2 separate regions of the Homo sapiens genome follow, and region 2 is linked to region 1. A link is a contact called in ENCODE Hi-C or POLR2A ChIA-PET data. All regions are on one chromosome and are shown on one strand. Each heading gives the region's core, a stretch centred on a gene start or an enhancer-like site at or near the end of the contact. The rest is flanking DNA. Distances are from core to core; before and after follow the strand shown.

What was found. Hi-C counts contacts between places; a loop is a spot of excess contacts on that map. ChIA-PET counts read pairs that join two places held with the same protein, here RNA polymerase II (POLR2A). Pooled maps may share reads with other maps.
Region 2: a loop to region 1 is called in a pooled map, with 5 times the contacts of the local background. The contact joins the enhancer-like site here to the promoter of PPIL2 in region 1. A Hi-C loop is called at or near these places in 5 of 50 pooled maps. POLR2A ChIA-PET finds 5 or more read pairs at or near these places in 11 of 52 experiments (CD8-positive, alpha-beta memory T cell, Caco-2, H1 and 7 more).

Annotation. Positions count from the first base shown.
Region 1 is chr22:21,662,164-21,668,239 of GRCh38, forward strand. It overlaps PPIL2 (peptidylprolyl isomerase like 2), which reads left to right and starts at 3,849. Exons shown (of 20, transcript NM_014337.4): 1 at 3,849-3,968. The coding sequence starts at 3,937. It also overlaps the pseudogene LOC107985532. RefSeq lists enhancers at 3,781-4,691, 3,926-4,165, 4,236-4,285.
Region 2 is chr22:21,584,313-21,590,388 of GRCh38, forward strand. All of the region lies in intron 1 of UBE2L3 (ubiquitin conjugating enzyme E2 L3), which reads left to right. Among named protein-coding and RNA genes, the nearest start is that of UBE2L3, 20 kb to the left of the region's middle. RefSeq lists a silencer at 3,845-3,904. Within about 2 kb of position 3,744, at least 4 of the 41 ENCODE cell types and tissues checked have a DNase peak (open chromatin) inside an H3K27ac peak, as active enhancers do.

The sequences.
Region 1 (6,076 bases), core at 2,599-5,098:
GCCAGACCTGAATGAGTCACACAGGCTAAGTGGGGAGTCAAGAGGTGCAGGCAGTTAGGCCACCACACCTGGCCGCTCATCTTTTTCAGCATTGAATAATATTCCATTGCCTGGATATGCCACATTTTATCATTCGCCCAATGAAGGATATCCTGGTTGCCTCCAAGTTTTGCAATTATGAATAAAGCAGTATAAACATCTGTGTGGAGGTTTTAGAGTATACATAACTTTTCAACTCATTTGGGTAAATACCAAGGAGCATGCTTGCTGAATCATAGGGTACGATAGCCAAACTGTCTTCCAAAAAGACTGTACCATTTTGCATCCAGCAATGAATAAGAATTCAAAGGCCTTGGCTGGGCACAATGGCTCATACCTATAATCCCAGCACTTTAGGAGGCTGAGGCGGGCGGATCACGAGGTCAAGAGATGGAGACCATCCTGGCCAACATGGTGAAACCCTGTCTCTACTAAAAATACAAAAATCAGCAGGGCGTGGTGGCTCATGCCTGCAGTCCCAGCTACTTGGGAGGCTGAGGCAGAAGAATCGCTTGAACCCAGGAGGCAGAGGTTGCAGTGAGCCAAGATCGTGCCACTGAACTCCAGCCTGGCGACAAAGTGAGACTCTGTCTTTAAAAAAAAAAAAAAGAATTCAGAGGACTTTTTGTGTAAGGAACTCACACTGTTTTATAAAAAGACAATTCAGAATTCTGGCCGAGCGTGGTGGTGCACTACTGTAATCCCAGCAATTTGGGAGGAGTGAGGTGGGGGATCACTTGAGCTCAGGTATTCAAATTAGCCAGGCATGTTGGTGCGCACCTGTAGTCCCAGCTACTTGGGAGGCGTGAGTGGGAGAATCTCTTGAGCCCAGAGGGTGGAGGCAGGCACCTGTAGTCCCAGCTACTCGGGAGGCTGAGGCAGGAGAATTGCTTGAACCCGGGAGGTGGAGCTTGCAGTGAGCCGAGATCACGCCACTGTACTCCAGCCTGGGCAACAGTACGAGACTCCATCTCAAAAAATAAAAAGTAATAATAATAATAATAATAATAATAATAATAAATCTTTAAGTTCACCAATAACAATAGATACAAAATATTCCATCAAACGGGTGGAACATCATTTACTCAACTGTTCTTGCTTTTTGAAATATTTCTCCAATGGGGTCAATTTTTAGGTTATTGGTGCATTTTGCTTTCTGACTGAGTCATCATGGTGCATCACCACAAATGGGTTATTTTTAATTGGTTTGTATTTATTTGTTTGCTTGCTTATTTAGAGACAGAGTTGTGCTCTGTTGCCCAGGCTGTAGTGCAGTGGCGCGATCTCAGCTTACTGCAACCTCTGCCTCCCAGGTTCAAGCGATCACCATGCCTCAGGCCTCCTGAGGAGCTGGGATCACAGGCACATGCCACCACGCCCAGCTAATTTTTGTATTTTTAGTAGAGACAGGGCTTCACCATGTTAGCCAGGCTGGTCTCGAACTCCTGACCTCAGGTGATCCAACCGCCTTAGCCTCCCAAAGTGCTGGAATTACAGGCGTGAGCCACCGCACCGACTGTCCCCTCCCCACACCCCGGCCCTTTTTTAAAGAGACAGGATCTCACTCTGTTGCCCAGGCTAGAGTGCAGTGGCTTGATCATAGTTTACTGCAGCCTCAAACTCCTGGGCCTCAAGTGATCCTTCCACTACAGCCTCCCAAGTAGCTGGAATCACAGGTGCTGCCACCATGCTGGGCCTAAGATTCCAGCCCTTAAGGAGCTACATCCCATCCACTGTATGTGTGTCATGGAGGCAGTGGTTGTGTCAGGGAGGGTGCTCAGTAAACCGGGACACAGACTGAATTACACAGGATTACAAATTGTGAGGAATTGTGACAGACTTTATGGGAGATGCATGGAAGTGGGTGGTTAGGGAAGGTCTCTCTGGGGAGGTGACACTTATGTTAAAACCTAGAGAATAAGAAGCCAGCCATGAAATAAGGCAAAGATAGCTGGCTTTCGGTGACTGGGTGGATGGTGGTACTGCTCAGCAGAGTGGGGACTGGGAGAAGAGGGAGGATTGAAAATTCTGCTTTATGGCCGGGTGCGGTGACTCATGCATGTAATCCCAGGACTTTGGGAGGGCTGAGGCGGGAGGATCACCTGAGGTCGGGAGTTCGAGACCAGCCTGACCAACATGGAGAAACCCCTTCTCTACTAAAAATACAAAATTAGCCAGGCGTGGTGGCGCATGCCTGTAATAATCCCAGCTACCTGGGAGACTGAGGCAGGAGAATCGCTTGAACCTGGGAGGCGGAGGTTGCAGTGAGCCAAGATCACACCATTGCACTCCAGCCTGGGCAACAAGAGCAAAACTCCATGTCAAAAAAAAAAAGAAAAAAAAAAAGAAAATTCTACTTTGACCAGACATGTTAATTTAATTTTTTTAGGCAGAGTCACTCTGTCACCCAGGCTGGGATGCAGTGGCCTAATCTTGGCTCACGGCAACCTCTGCCTCCCCAGTTCAAGCTACTGTCTCGGCCTCCCAAGTAGCTGGAATTACAGGTGTGTGCCACCACACCAGGCTAATTTTTTGTATTTTTAGTAGAGATGGGGTTTTGCCATGTTGGCCAGGTTAGTCTTGAACTCCTGACCTCAAGTGATCCGCCTGCCTCAGCCTCTCAAAGTGCTGGGATTGGCCGGGCGTGGTGGCTCACGCCTGTAATCCCGGAACTTTGGAAGGCCAAGGCAGGCGAATCAGGAGGTCAGGAGATCGAGACCATCCTGGCTAACATGGTGAAACCCCGTCTCTACTAAACACACACACACACACACACACACACACACACACAAAGTGCTGGGATTACAGGCGTGAGCCACCACGCCCATCCAGACATGTTACATTTCAGATCAGTGGTTACCCAAGTGGAGATCAGGAACCTGGAGTGCTGGTGACTTAGTACTGGGAGTCATGGGATACAAATGGCATTTAAAATTAGGAGCCTAGGCAAGATTACCCTGGGCCTGAGTGTAGCTAGGGGCCCAAGGTACTGATCTGACCCAAGGGAAGGGTCTGGCAGAAGAGACGGAAGGGATCAGGTAGGGCTTTGGACCTCTAGGCTTGATGGCCACCTGCTGCTGGGCCTCCGAGGGGCCTGGAGGCGGTGGGGACCGAATATGCAGAGAGAATGAGAAGTGAGCGAGTAGAACGAGAGTGGTACATGGCTTTGAAGGCATCTGCCACGGAGGCGGGAAGGGATGGGGTGGAGGCTCATGAGACTTGAAGCTCTAGGAGGACGTTGAAAAAGACCTGAGCGCTGGCCGGGCGCGAAGCCTCAGGCCTGTAATCCCAGCACTTTGGGAGGCCAAGGCGGGAGGACTGCTTGAGCTCAAGAGCTCCAGACCAGCCTGGGCAACATTGTAAGAGCCTGTCTCTACAAAAAATTAACAAATTAGCCGGGTGTGGTGGTGCGTGCCCGTAGCTACTCGGGAGGCTGAGGTGGGAGAATCGCTTGAGCCTGGGAGGTCGAGGCAGTAGTGAGCTGTGATTGTGCCACTGCACTCCAACCTGGGCGACAGAGCGAGACCCTGTCTCGAAAATAAATAAATAAGACCTGAGAACCCAGTATGGGAATGGCCCTGAGCCGTGGCTAGGGGGGTAGACAAGGCGGTCCAGACAGACCCCTCAAGAAGATGGGGCTTCGAGGCTGAGGGAGCTCGGCCCCGAAAAGACGCCTGCGGGAGATGGCACACCTAGCTAGGACCCCATACTGGGCAGGCGATCCTTCCGAGCATGAGCACCTGGCGCTAGCGAACCACAATTCCCAGCACGCCAGGCGCCCGTTTCCGGGGCGCGCCGCGGAACCCGGAAGTGGTCACGGAACTCGGCTGCGGCTCCATGGTCTGAGTTGTCAGCCGTTGTTTTTTCGTGCTCGCTAGTCGCCGCCGCCGCTCCGCCATGGGGAAGCGACAGCACCAAAAGGACAAAATGTAAGTTGAGCCGCAGTCGGGAGCGGCGCTCCACTCTGCCTCAGTGAACCGCCTGTCCCGCACTGCGCGCCGCTCGCCTTCCCTCTCAGCTACTCCCCAGAGCACAGCCCAAAGGTCACTTCCTCCCGGAAGCTGCCGCCCTGTCTCCAGTCAGGGTAATGACCCTCGGGCCGCCGCGCTCTCCCGGGGCCGCGGCTCCGATGACGTCAGCTGCGGGCTCGAGCGCAGCCCGGTTTTCCTTACTCTGGTTCTGCCCGGACCGTCCCCCGTCTGTTCGCGAGTTTCGCCCTTGAATGAGTAGTCTCTACCTCTTCCGTACTTCACGTCTCGCTGTGTTCTGGTTCATGCCTATCAGCCTGCAAACGTGCTGCAGAGCCTTCTAATTTAAAGCAAACCAGGTCGGGCGCAGTGGCTCACCTGTAATCACAGCACTTTGGGAGGCCGAGGCGGGCGGATCACCTGAGGTCAGGAGTTCAAGACCAGCCTGGCTAATACGGTGAAACCCCGTCTCTACTAAAAATACAAAAATTAGCGGGGCGTGGTGACGGGCGCCTGTAATCCTAGCTATTTGGGAGGCTGAGGCAGGGGAATCGCTTGAACCCGGGAGGCGGAGGTTGCGGTGAGCCGAGATCGTGTCACTGCACTCCAGCCTGGGCGACAGAGCGAGACGCTGTCTCAAAAATAATAAATAAAATTTAAAAATCCACCCGTGCCCCGTGCCCCACGTCCCACGTTCCCCTCCCGCTGCCGCCGTGTTGTTTCTCTTAAGAACAAGTGAGAGACTAGTGGCTTCATGCTGTTTTCTGAGTCTCTTGAAACCACTCAAGTCAGAATTTCGACCCCAGAACTGTTGGGCTTCTCAACAGTATGTCACACCGTTGACCACTCCCTCTTTCTGAAGCCCTCCTTTGGTATCTGGGATTTCACCTGCTCTTTGTTTTCTCTCGACTTCAGCGGCCTCTCTTTTCAGGTTCCCAGCGACTTCTTGTTGCTAAATATAGTATTCAATCCTCAGTCCTCATTTTTTTTTTTTTTTTTTTTTGAGACGCAGTTTCGCTCTTGTTGCCCAAGCTAGAGTGCAATGGTGAGATCTTGGCTCACCGCAACCTCCGCTTCCCGGCTTCAAGAGATTTTCCTGCCTCAGCCTCCCGAGTAGCTGGGATTACAGGCATACGCCACCATGCCCAGCTAATTTTGTATTTTTAGTAGAGAAGGGGTTTCTCCATGTTGGTCAGGCTGGTCTCGAACTCCTGACCTCAGGTGATCCACCTGCCTCGGCCTCCCAAAGTCCTGGGATTACAGGCGTGAGCCACCGCGTCTGGGCAGCCTCAGTCCTCATTTTGTTGGGCTTCTCAACAGTATGTCCCACTGTTGACCACTCCCTCCTTCTGAAGCCCTTCTTTGGTATCTGGGATTTCACATGCTCTTTGTTTTCCATCGACTTCAGCGGTCTTTCTTTTCCCAGTCTCCTTTCTGGACCCTCCTCCCTTCTCTCAGATCTCATACGTTTCTTTTCCATAAACATTCTCTGTGGGTGATATAATTTCCCAGTCATCTATAAGCTGCTTTCCCCAGTCTTGTGTAGTTAGTGGCTTACTTAATATCTCCACTGGAGGACTGAAAGACATCTCAAATTTTTTTTTTTTTTTTTTTTTTTTTTTTGAGATGGAGTCTTGCTCTGTCGCCCAGGCTGGAGTGCAATGGTGCCGTCTTGGCTCACTGCAACCTCTACTTCCCACATTCAAGCAATTCTCCCACCTCAGCCTCCCCAGTAGCTGGGATTATAGGTGCCTGCCACCATGCCCATGCTAATTTTTGTATTTTTAGTAGAGACAGGTTTTCACTATGTTGGTCAGGCCGGTCTCGAACTCCTGACGTCGAGTGATCGACCTACCTCTGCCTCCCAAAGTGCTGGGATTACAGGCGTGAGCCACCGTGCCGGGCCAGACATCTCGAATTTAATATGCCTTAAACAGAACTCTTGATTTTCAGCTCTTGAGCCTGCTCCTCCCTGTAAACTAAAAATAAAACCCTAAGTCCCCCCACTGGCTAAGCAGACACCCTTGTGGCCAAGAGAACCCCAGGAAAACCTTAAAACTGAGTTCCTG
Region 2 (6,076 bases), core at 2,494-4,993, 78 kb before region 1:
GACTACAGGTGTCACCACCACGCCTGGCTAATTTTTGTATTTTTAGTAGAGATGGGGTTTCACCATATTGGCCAGGCTGGTGTTGAACTCCTGACCTTGTGTTCTGCCTGCCTTGGCCTCCCAAAGTGCTGGAATTACAGGCGTGAGCCACCACACCCGGCCTCGGCCTAAATTTTAAATTTTAAGTTTTATTTTATTTTTATTTTTTTGAGACAAGGTCTCACTCTGTCACCCAGACTGGAGTGCAGTGGCATGATCATGGGCTCAGGCAATCCTTCCGCTTCATTTTTTAATTTTTTTGTAGAGATGAGGTCTTACTGTGTGGCCCAGGCTGGTCTCCAACTCCTGGCCTCAAGTGATTTTCCCGCTTCGGCAACCCAAAGTGCTGGGATTACAGGAGCACTTTGGGAGGCCGAGGCGGGTGGATCCCTTGAGGTTAGGAGTTGGAGACCAGCCTGGCCAACATGGCAAAACCCCATCTCTACTAAAAATACAAAAATGAGCTGGGCATGGTGGTGCGTGCCTGTAGCCCCAGCTACTCAGGAGGCTGAGGCATAAGAAGCACTTGAGCCTGGGAGGCGGAGGTTGGAGTGAGCTGAGATCACGCCTCCACACTCCAGCCTGGAGAGCGAGACTCCGTCTCAAAACAAACAAACAAAAAACAACAAAATGTGGAATTACTGGCATAAGCCACTTCGTCCAACCAGCAGGTGAACTTTTTAACGTTTGAAGACAGATGTATGTCATCTTCACATTTCTTTAGGCCATAGGTTCCTGGACCTTTTGATTGTTCCTGGTAGGACATGGTCCTTGCTGTTCTTGTCCTGAGCAGCCCTTATTTGATGTGGTCTTCTAAAGTATGGTGTCCAGAACTGGACACAGCATTTGGCTCTGAATAGTTCAGGGTGGCCTGGACGCTAAACATGGCACAAACGATTGGTCAGCTAAACCAGTCAGTTTTTCATGCTGCTGCTAAGGTTCATGCCTTGTGCTTGGTGAAAAATTAAGTGTTTGGAACCAAGTCCAGGTCTTTACTGGATCTCTAAAATATTTCATTCTGTGACTTGGGGTGTGGTTTTGCTATCCAGGATCCTTAGAGGTTTGGTCTTTAAGCCTGTATTCGTTCCTTCCCTGATATGTGGTACCTAACTACATCTCTCTCAGCCCACTTCCCACCAGGGTGACTTCAGGCCACCAGTTCTAAAGCCATTCGATTCTCCTCAGCTCTTCTTGATCCAGCCTCTGTTTATCCATTTTGTACAGAAACATTGTAGTGGCTGTTGAGAGAAAGGAGCATCCCTTTTAGCCAGGGCTTGGGGAGCTCCTTAGAGGAACAGGCATTTGAGAGAGGCTTTCAATGATGAGCATGTTGGGGATGTGGGGCTGGTGATAGGCAGGACAGTTAGGGACATCCTTCCAGAAGACATCCTGGGGAAAGACATAGAGGGGGGAAGTCACCAGGCTGACTTGGTAGGATTCTGCACACTGCTCATTTGGGTTGCACCAAGAGCTTTAGTTGGAATTACTGGGTTGCACCAAAGAGTTTTAGCTGGAAATATTGGATGGGAGGATTCCTACATATTTTGTTGGGGGAAGGGTCGTCTAGTGCTGTTGGATTTCTTTTCTAGTTTTTCTTTTTTTGAGACAGGGTCTTGCTCTGTTGACCAGGCTGGAGTGTAGTGGCACCATCATGGCTCACTGCAGCCTCAACCTTTTGGACTCAACTGGTCATCCCAAGTCAGCCTCCTGAGTAGCTGGGACCACAGGCATACATCAACACACCTGGCTAATTTTTTAATTTTTTTATTTTTGTAGAGATAGGGTCTTGCTGTATTGCCCAGGCTGGTCTTGAGTTCCTGTGCTTAAGTGATCCTCCTGCCTTGACCACCCAGTGTTGGGATTACGGGTGTGAGCCACCGCCCCTGGCTCCTGGCCTAGATTTATTTTATTTATTTTATTTTGTTGAGACGGAGTCTCACTCTGGGAGTCTGCACCCAGGCTGGAGTGCACTGGCGTGATCTCAGCTCACTGCAACCTCCACTTCCCAGGTTCAAGCGATTCTCCTGCCTCAGCCTCCCGAGTAGCTGAGACTATATATAGGTGCACGCCACCATGCCCAGCTAATTTTTGTATTTTTAGTAGAGATGAGGTTTCACCTTGTTGGCCGGGCTGGTTCTCAAACTCCTGACCTCAAGTGATCCGCCCACCTCGGCCTCCCAAAGTGCTGGGATTACAGGCTTGAGCCACTGCACCCAGCCTTTTTTTTTTTTTTTTAAACGGAGTCTTGCTCTGTCACCCAGGCTCAAGTGCAGTGGTGTGATTGCAGCTTACCACAACCTCCACCTCCCGGATTCCAGTGATTCTCCAACCTCACCCTCCCAAGTAGCTGGGAATACAGGAGTCAACCACCATGCCCGGCTAATTTTTGTATTTTTAGTAGAGACAGTGTTTTACCATGTCGGCCAGGCTGCTCTCAAACTCCTGTCCTCAAGTGATCCACCCGCCTCAGCCTCCCAGAGTGTTGAAGCGTTGGAATTACAGGTGTGAGCCACTGTGCCCGGCCTTTTTTTTTTTTTTTTTTTTTTAAGATAGGTTCTCGCTCTGTCGCCCAGGCTGGAGTTGGAGTACAATGGTGTGATCTTGGCTCACGGCAACCTCTGTCTCACTTGTTCAAGCAATTCTCATGCCTCAGCCTCCCGAGTAGCTGGAACTACAGGCATGCACCCCTATGCCTGGCTAATTTTTGTATTTTTAGTAGAGATGGGGTTTCACCATGTCAGCCAGGCTGGTCTCAAACTCCTGGCCTCAAGTGATCCACCTGCTTTGGCCTCCCAAAATGCTGGGATTACAGGCATGAACCACCACGCCTGGCGCTGGCATAGATTCCTTTTTTTTTTGAGACGAAGTCTTGCTCTGTCACCAGGCTGGAGTGCAGTGGCGCGATCTCGGCTCACTGCAACCTCCGACTCCCTGGTTCAAGCTATTCTCCTGCCTCAGCCTCCCGAGTAGCCGGGACTACAGGCAGGCGCCACCATGTCCACCTAATTTTTGTATTTTTAGTAGAGACGGGGTTTCACCATGTGGTCTCGATCTCCTGACCTCGTGATCCACCCGCCTTGGCCTCCCAAAGTGCTGGGATTACAGGTGTGAGCCACCGCGCCTCGCCTAGATTTCTTGATTAGTGGCTCCTGAGGGGTTCTGAAACCTGGCCTTGTGTGAGGGTTACCTGGGGAGATTTTGAACAGTTTTCTAGGCCTCATTGTAGACCCCAAAAAGAAGCAAAAGAGGAACTTTGTTAACTGCTTTGCCAAGACGCAGGTGTGTACATCTGAGCTGTGTGACTGAGCACTGGCTATATACAGCAGTGTCCTGTTCTCCCATCTCCTCTCAGGACTTGAGTCCGTGGCCTTCTGCTGGGGCCCAGGGCCCATCTCTCCTGTTAGTGCTTGCAAAGCTGTTAAGTAACCATCCCTCTCTGCCATGCTTCACACTTTGCCCTGGAGTGGGCATCAAGCTCTCTGGGGTTGAGTTTGGGGCATGGGTGTTTTCCATTTTCAGGAGCTGGGTGGCACCCCTGGGCTTTTTCAGTTCCCCTCTATACACTGAAGTCTACTTGGGCTCCGAAGTGGACCTCATTCTGAGAAGCATTGCTCTCTTTCTCCTGCACCACCTGCCCTGGTTGGGAAGCCTGCTGTCCCCATCAAGAGAAGGAATGTGTGAGCTGCCTGGTGCTTTCCCTTGAACTCTCTCTTTGTCAGCACTGCACCATCAGCCCTGAGCAGCTGACTTGGGTTGCTTCTTGCTCTGAGCAGAACTGAAACAAACCTTTGTGGGAGTGTTATTTGTAAGCATCTGTCATTCTTGGCTTTGGTCTTCCTAACTCTGTTCTAGAGCTGGGCTGCTCTTGCGGTTTTTATCAGGTCCTTTCTTCTGTCATTTGTAACATCCTTTTGAATTCCACTTCTTGGAATTTACATTGGTTTCCTTCAATTCCTTCCCTAATTCTTCACTGTCAGGACCATTCTCAGTTATCGGGGCACAGTTTTGCTTGAGGGTTTACAACCATCTTGAGGGTTTGAGTCATCTGGCCTTTTGAGTCTCAGATATTCAGATGGAACTGATCTCTGAATGATTCCAATTTTTCTTCTTTCTTTTTTTTTTTTTTTTTTTTTTGAGATAGGGTCTCACTCTAGTTGCCCTGGCTGGAGTGCAGTGGTTGTAATCTTGACTCACTGCACAGCCTTGACTGCCAGGGCTCAGGTGATTCTTCCGCTTTCACCTCTCAGCCTCCCAAGTAGCTGGGACCACAGGCATGTACCACCATGCCTGGCTACTTTTTTTTATTTTTTATTTTTATTTATTTATTTTTGAGACAGAGTCTTGCTCTGTCACTCAGGCTGGAGTGCAGTGGCGCAATCTTGGCTCACTACAACCTCCGCCTCCTGGGTTCAAGCAGTTCTCTGCCTCAGCCTCCCAAGTAGCTGGGATTATAGGTGCCTGCCACCACGCCCGGCTAATTTTTTGTATTTTTAGTAGAGACGGGGTTTCACCATCTTGGCCAGGCTGGTCTTGAACTCCTGACCTCGTGATCTACCTGCCTTGGCCTCTTAAAGTGTTGGGATTACAGGCGTGAGCCACTGCACCCGGGCTGTATTTTTTTTAGTGGAGACAGTGTTTTGCCATGTTGGCCAGGCTGGTCTTGAATTCCTGGGCTCAAGCAGTCTGCCTGCCTTGGCCTCCCAAAATGCTGGGATTACAGGTGTGAACCACTGCGCCTGGCCTGAATTTATCTTCTTGAAGTTGTTTTCCTCAGTGGAGGCATGATTGGAATTTTTTTTTTTTTTTTTTTTTGAGACGGAGTCTCGCTCTGTCACCCAGGCTGGAGTGCAGTGGCGCAATCTTGGCTGACTGCAAGCTCTGCCTCCTGGGTTCACGCCTTTCTCCTGCCTCAGCCTCCCGAGTAGCTGGGACTACAGGCGCCCGCCACCATGCCCGGCTAATTTTTTTTGTATTTTTAATAGAGACGGGGTTTCACCATGTTAGCCAGGATGGTCTTGATCTCCTGACCTCGTGATCCGCCCACCTCGGCCTCCCGAAATGCTGGGATTACAGGCGTGAACCACTGCGCCCGGCATGATTGGCATTTTGGGCTAAATAGTTTCTGTCCACAGGACCGTCTTGTGCAGTGCAGGTCTTTTAGCATCCTGGCCACTCATAGTGCCCGTGGTTCTCAGTAGAAGCTGTAGAGGATGTTGGGAAATTGGGGTGGGTTGGTCACAGTGCCTGGCATCTGTCTCAGGGTAAGGGCTTGGGAGGCTCAAGTGCAGAGTCGTATCTGGATGCCAGCAACACCCTGTTGAGAAACTTTCTACTATGGTATGCTCATCATTCTCTGAAGATGTCAGGGCCTGTTTGTTTGTTTGCCTGTTTCTCTCACTTTTGCCTTATAATCAGTTCTTCCTTGTTGGTTAGAATCATGTAAAGGAGGTTGCCTTTTCTGTCTTTGGAGAGCTTAACTTGACGGCAAGGTAAGTTGGGAGTTTATGTGATAACCCTACTTAGGATTCTCTGAGCTTCCCAACCCTGCTGTCATTAGCATCCTCAGGGTTGCCCATTCTTCTTTCTGGCCAGGTGTGTGGCTCACTCCCATGGCAGTATTTCTTTTATCTTTGTCTGTGGATCCCCTGGATCTCCTTGATACCAAAGCACCAGTAAGTGTCCTTTCTGCACCCCTGCCCTTAGTGCTCCTCACTGACTGCTTCCTCTCCTTTTTCTTGAGCAAGATACAGTTTTTCACTCTCATGTTACAGTTGAGTTCCATCTTGCCATATTTTTATAATTCTTGTGAAATTTACCTTGTGTTTATCATCCCTACTTTATTTTTTTATTTTTTTATTTTTTCGAGACAGAGTTTCGCTCTTTTCGCCCAAGCTGGAGTGCAGTGGTGCGATCTTAGTTCACTGCAACCTCTGCCTCCCGGGTTCGAGCGATTCTCCTGCCTCAGCCTCCCGAGTAGCTGGGATTACAAGCGCCCACCACCACACCCGGCTGATTTTTGTGTTTTTAGTAGAGATGG